Linked DNA regions of Homo sapiens: region 2 is linked to region 1. The links are chromatin contacts, found by POLR2A ChIA-PET in ENCODE. All regions are on one chromosome and are shown on one strand. The core of a region is the stretch at or near the end of the contact, and the rest is flanking DNA. Distances in the headings are between cores, read along the strand shown.

Region 1 (2,700 bases), core at 20-2,519:
TGTTCACTTGTTTATCTGCTGACCTTCCCTCCACTATTGTCCTATGACCCTGCCAAATCCCCCTCTGCGAGAAACACCCAAGAATGATCAATAAATACTAAAAAAATTAAAAAAAAAAAAAAACGAATTGATGGTGTGTGTGTGTGTGTGTGTGTGTGTGTGTGTGTGTGTGGCTTCTCAAAGTAGGAATCATATTCATATTTACCTTACTCTGCATTGTTCATATAAACACTCTGGGATCCACACTGGTAGCCCCATAGCCAGCCTCTAGGAGCATCTGGCCAAAACTCCTCCAGGTCCACTAGAGTCCAGTGGGATTCTGGGTGGATCCTTTGGGCGTTCCATAGGAAATTATTTCTGTTTCTCCTATGGCTGATGCAGAGCTTTCTGTCTCTCTCCCCTAAGTGCCTTCCCTACCTGCTACAGAAACTCCATCTTTTCTGAGGCTTCCTGGAACCAAAGTTCTGGCTTGAATGACACTGACTTGGGATTATGTTTGAGTGACTTCCCCACTGTAGAGCATCAGCTATCCCATTACTCTTCTCTACCTCAGTGTCTAGGTCCCATCGAGAGTCCCTACACTCTTTGAACCTATAGGCAGTGTCCCTCCTTAGGAGCTAAGAACTGGAGAAACAGGACCCTTGCCATATCAGTGTTAAACAAGAGGGCTGCCATACTAGGAGTAGCCTCTTATAATAAATAACAGGGGGATCTACTATGCCTGGAGGAGGGAGATGACACCACCTGTTAGTCACCGCCACTCAGTCGTATCTGGGGGCTGGCATGGTAATTAAGTGCTCCATATCATACCATGTTTCCTGTAACCTTTGTTCAGTTCTTAATAATTATATCATGCTTTTTTTTTCAACTTAGATAAGAACATATCACAGGTGTATTTGTAAGCAAAGTTCTTTTTTGAAAAAAGATAGGTAATCAATTCATGGGAAACCAATGTTATGAACTCAAAAAAGGAGTTAATATAGGCAATGTTTTCTACTTGTGTTTATATTTTGAAGTTAGAGATTAGTGACCTTAACTGGAAGCTTGGGATCATTGCCTTCACAGAGTTCGGAGCACAGTGAGGATATTTTTGTAAGCACCATGCAGGCAAGAGAGACTAAAACGCCAGTTTGTGCTTATAATTTGCATGGTAAGGTTTGGATCCAGACAGAACCAGAAAAGACAGTTGGGGAAGGTGACTTCATCAAAATCTACATTTCATATTCCTGCACACAGCCATTTGGAAAGAAAAAAAACATACATGAACAAACAAATGAACAGACCCGTTTTCCCATATGTCCTAAGAACCTCCCACTGCATTGTTGTTCTTTGCCCACGCAAATCTCTGTGTGGATAATATTTTAGGTAGTAGTCAGGCCTATGAATACAAGACAGTGGCAATGCAGGAAAAGAAGTATGTTTTACTGCTGCTAAAAATAACTAGAGCAAGCCACACTTCAAGATGACTAATCAGCTCAGTGTTCTCTAATACAAGCTAATTACTTCCTTCTTTTTAATTGCCTATTTATATTTGTAGCCTTCACTTATTACTGAGGGTTGATGTAAAAATGTCATGGGGGTTGGCTGGTAGAATGTGTCACATGAAATAATGTGGTTTGAATGGAAGAATCTTTCTAATTAAAAGATTAATTAGAGAAAAGTGATACATGGGAAGGCAAACTGGCAGCTTTCAGATCCTGAAGAGTCACATATGCACACTTTAGCTTATTATTGAACGGCTTGAATACAGTTATAAAAGCTAAAGTCTTTATTTTTCTGGGGGTGGTACTGCTTTTAATAAAACTTCAAATTATCTGTGATTCTCTTATTCCTGGCGGAGAAATTTGAATGTGCTTCTTAATAGAATCGAAATACACATAGTAAAATGTTAAGATCAAGTACTTCTAAATAACTTTTTGTTTTTCAGTTGTAGAATCTTCTTTATTAAATTCGTTTGTTAAATTTACATTTATTCTGTGTTGCTTCCAAAGAAATATCCATGGAAAGTTAAAAATGCAAGGAAACCATGGTTACACTCATCAGAACAGGGTTACAGAATTACTACCATATATCTTCACTATCTTCAGAAGATTTATTCTGCATGATTGATTGCAATTATATGTAGCATAAGGCTACTGTGAGCTAATCACATACCTATATACAAAGTAACATTAAGTCATAATTTCTAGAGCTGAAAATCTGGTGCACCAGAGGCTGAACGTTTGTGACTGCTGGAGATTGTTATTTTGGAAAGTACCATGATTTGCTCTGTAATGATGGGACTATACACAGACTGAAAGTAGCTGGCATTCCTGTCCAATGTGGAACTCTACAGTACACATATTTGAGACTAGAGAGGAACAAAAGGAAAATAAATGAGTAGACAATATGTATAAGAAAAGATAAAAGGAATTAAGATGGTTTGGTTCAGAGATGAGAAGGCTAAATGGAAGTTCAATTTTATGAAGCCTCTACTATTGTATTGTCAATATTGGGAGGTGGCCACTTTATCTTTTCAGAACTGTGTCTCCTGAAAGCCATGGCTCCGAAGCCATCTTTAAGGCAGATTGTGATGGCTAAACTACATTGTGACATGAAATGCCAAGAATGATGGGCTCTTAACATGCAAGAGTAGATACAAAGCAAGCTACTGGCTTGAATAATGATTTTTGTAGTGACTTAAAGGATTTCATGTCCAAA
Region 2 (2,700 bases), core at 164-2,663, 68 kb before region 1:
TGAGCCATGCCTAACACGGAAACCTTTCCTTTGGACAGTGCAATCTTGGGCTTGTTTGCTGTCACTTCCATGACTTGCATTTATGAGGTTTTTGGAAAATGTTCCTTGATGAGAAAATATTCAAGAAAAATTGGATTATTTAGAAAGATGGGCAAACCTGCTCGCGGAGAAATTATCTGCTTAGTGACCTGTTATCTGCTGCCCTCTAATGGCTGAGCCGAGTCACCATTAGCAGGCGGCAGGTGGCTTTGTCATGGTGTAGTGAGTGACCAGAGCCTGGCTCAGGGGGTGCAGCCGACCAGGGCTGGGAATAGGATGGGGCATTGCTGAAGGGGGAAGGAGAAAGACATGCAGAATACAGACGTGTTTGTTTCCTTCTTTGCACTGACCTATGTGTCCTTTGGTGAGGAGTTCTATGGCTTTTGAGTCAGAATAAAGTTATTAAGTACAAAGAGAAAAAAAAACAAAAAAAACTAAAGTCATTTTCAGAGCAGGGTTCACAGTAGAGTCAATGGCTCACCTGCCTTAGAATTTCCCAAGTTGTTGGTGTAACTGTGAATTTCTCAGACCTCCTGAACCTGAAAGAGACTGAGGTCTGAGACTCTGCATTTGTTCGGTGAGCTTCCATGTGATTCTGGTGCAGTCAAGTTTGACACCTAAGGAGTAATCTCCAATTTTTTTTTTCATCATGGAGCCCCGATGTATGTATGTTTGCTTGTTTATTTTTTAATGTTATAAATTAAATACAAAATGACTGTTCTAGTGTATTGTGTACATTATAAAACATTCACAAAAATGGAAATTTTTAAAGAATAAAAAAATACATTAAAGTTTACATATGAACTTCCCATGCCACATTTTGGATGAGTATAATTTATGATTAAATGTTATGTAACTGATCCTTAGGGTGATTATGATGGCACAACATTCATTTTCCCAAGTTTGTGGCCCCAACATCAATAGGCAGCAGGATTATCTGCAGAGGTTTTATTTCTGCTTCAATAGCATCACGGGAATTCTCTTTCTTCCCCTCTCCCTGTTTTTCTACCTCTCCACAATATTCACATTTGATGCTGGGAAAAGTTGTCATGTTTACTCTCTTTACCAAGCTGATGCTCCTAGTATTGCAATTTCTTGGTAGGAAACTGAGTGTGGACTGGTAAGGGTGTTGGCATCATATAGCCTGCAATGCCCAGGTGCTTAAGCAAACACAAATATACACCCTTGGGACTACTCCAAGACTGAACCAGTTGCAAAATCATCTCCTGTGAAACCCTGCCTAGAAAAAGCTTTCAATGCATAATTAGACTCTAATCTGGCTCTTAATTTTTCTGGGGTCATGGATCTTTAAGAATGCGATGAAATCTTCAGGCTCTCCAAGGCTGGGAAAAAATAATTCATGTGACCGTAGGTACTATTTAAGAGAGTGTAAACACTTCTGCAGTTCTCAAAGTGTGGAATCTGGGCTGGCAGCATTAGCATCATTAAGGAACTTAATAGAAACGTCCAGCAGGGCATGGTGGGGTAGGTCTGTAATCCCAGCATTTAGGAGGCCAGTGTAGGAGGATAGCTTGAGGCCAAGATAGGAGACCAGCCTGGGCAACACAGCAAGGCCCCATCTCTACAAAAAGAAGGAGGCTGGGTGCAGTGGCTCACACCTGTAATCCCAACACTTTGGGAGGCCAAGGCAAGTGGATCACCTGAGGTCAGGAGTTCAAGACCAGCTGGCTAACACGGTGAAACCCTGTTTCTACTAAAAATACAAAAAATTAGCCGGGCGTGGTGGTGTGCACCTGTAATCCCGCTACTCGGGAGGCTGAGGCAGGAGAATCACTTGAACTCATGAGGCGGAGGTTGCAGTGAATGGAGATAGCACCATTGCATTCCAGCTTGGGCAACAAAAGAGAAACTGTCAAAAAAGAAAGAGGAAGAAAGAAAGAAAGAAAAGAAAGAAAGAAAGAGAGAGAGAGAGAAAGAAAGAGAGAGAGGAAGAGAGAAAGAAAGAAAAGAAAGAAGGAAAGGAAGGAAGGAAAGAAAGAAAGAAGGAAAGAAAGAAAGAGGGAGGGAAAAGAAGGAAGGAAGGAAAGAAGAGGAGGGAGGGAAAGAAAGAGAAAGACAGCTAAAGAAAAAGAAAAAGAAAGGAAAAGAAAGAAAAGAAAAGAAAGAAAAAAAAAGAAGCAATACTCGACCCCCAAGCCTACTGAATCAGCAACTCTGGGGTGGGAGCTGGCACTCTGTGTTTAGCAAACCCCCCAGGACTCGAGTTTGAAAACACTCCAGAACAGTTCTCCAACCTGCTTCCTTATTAGAATCACCTGGTGAGTTAAAAATAAAAAGGACTGATGTCTGATGCCTGGCCTCCAAACTCACTTAATTAAATTAATATACCTGGAAGTGGGGCGGGAATGGACACTGGGATTTTTAAAAGCTCTGCAAAGGAGCTAAGCTCTGTAGACCCAGGCTACTTTTCTCTCCTCCTCCTCCTCCTCCTTCTTCTTCTTCCTTTTAGAGACAGGATCTTGTTCTGTTGCTCAGGCTGTAGTACACTGGTGCAGTCATAGCTCACTGCAGCCTCGAACTCCTGGGCTCAAGTGATCCTCCTGCCTCAACCTCCCAAAGTGCTAGGATTACAGGCATGAGCCACTGCGCCTGGCCCCAGGCTACTTATGACAACTCCAAAACCAGAGCATGATAGCACTA

The links. ChIA-PET counts read pairs that join two places held with the same protein, here RNA polymerase II (POLR2A).
Region 2: POLR2A ChIA-PET joins it to region 1 with 12 read pairs in AG04449. The contact joins two enhancer-like sites. POLR2A ChIA-PET finds 5 or more read pairs at or near these places in 3 of 52 experiments (AG04449, OCI-LY7 and PC-9).

What each region holds. Positions count from the first base shown.
Region 1 is chr3:149,441,785-149,444,484 of GRCh38, reverse strand. No RefSeq gene overlaps it. Among named protein-coding and RNA genes, the nearest start is that of TM4SF4, 32 kb to the left of the region's middle. RefSeq lists an enhancer at 1-219. Within about 2 kb of position 1,269, at least 3 of the 41 ENCODE cell types and tissues checked have a DNase peak (open chromatin) inside an H3K27ac peak, as active enhancers do; they include PC-9, where a contact is called at or near this core.
Region 2 is chr3:149,509,989-149,512,688 of GRCh38, reverse strand. No RefSeq gene overlaps it. Among named protein-coding and RNA genes, the nearest start is that of TM4SF4, 37 kb to the right of the region's middle. RefSeq lists a silencer at 123-222. Within about 2 kb of position 1,413, at least 3 of the 41 ENCODE cell types and tissues checked have a DNase peak (open chromatin) inside an H3K27ac peak, as active enhancers do; they include PC-9, where a contact is called at or near this core.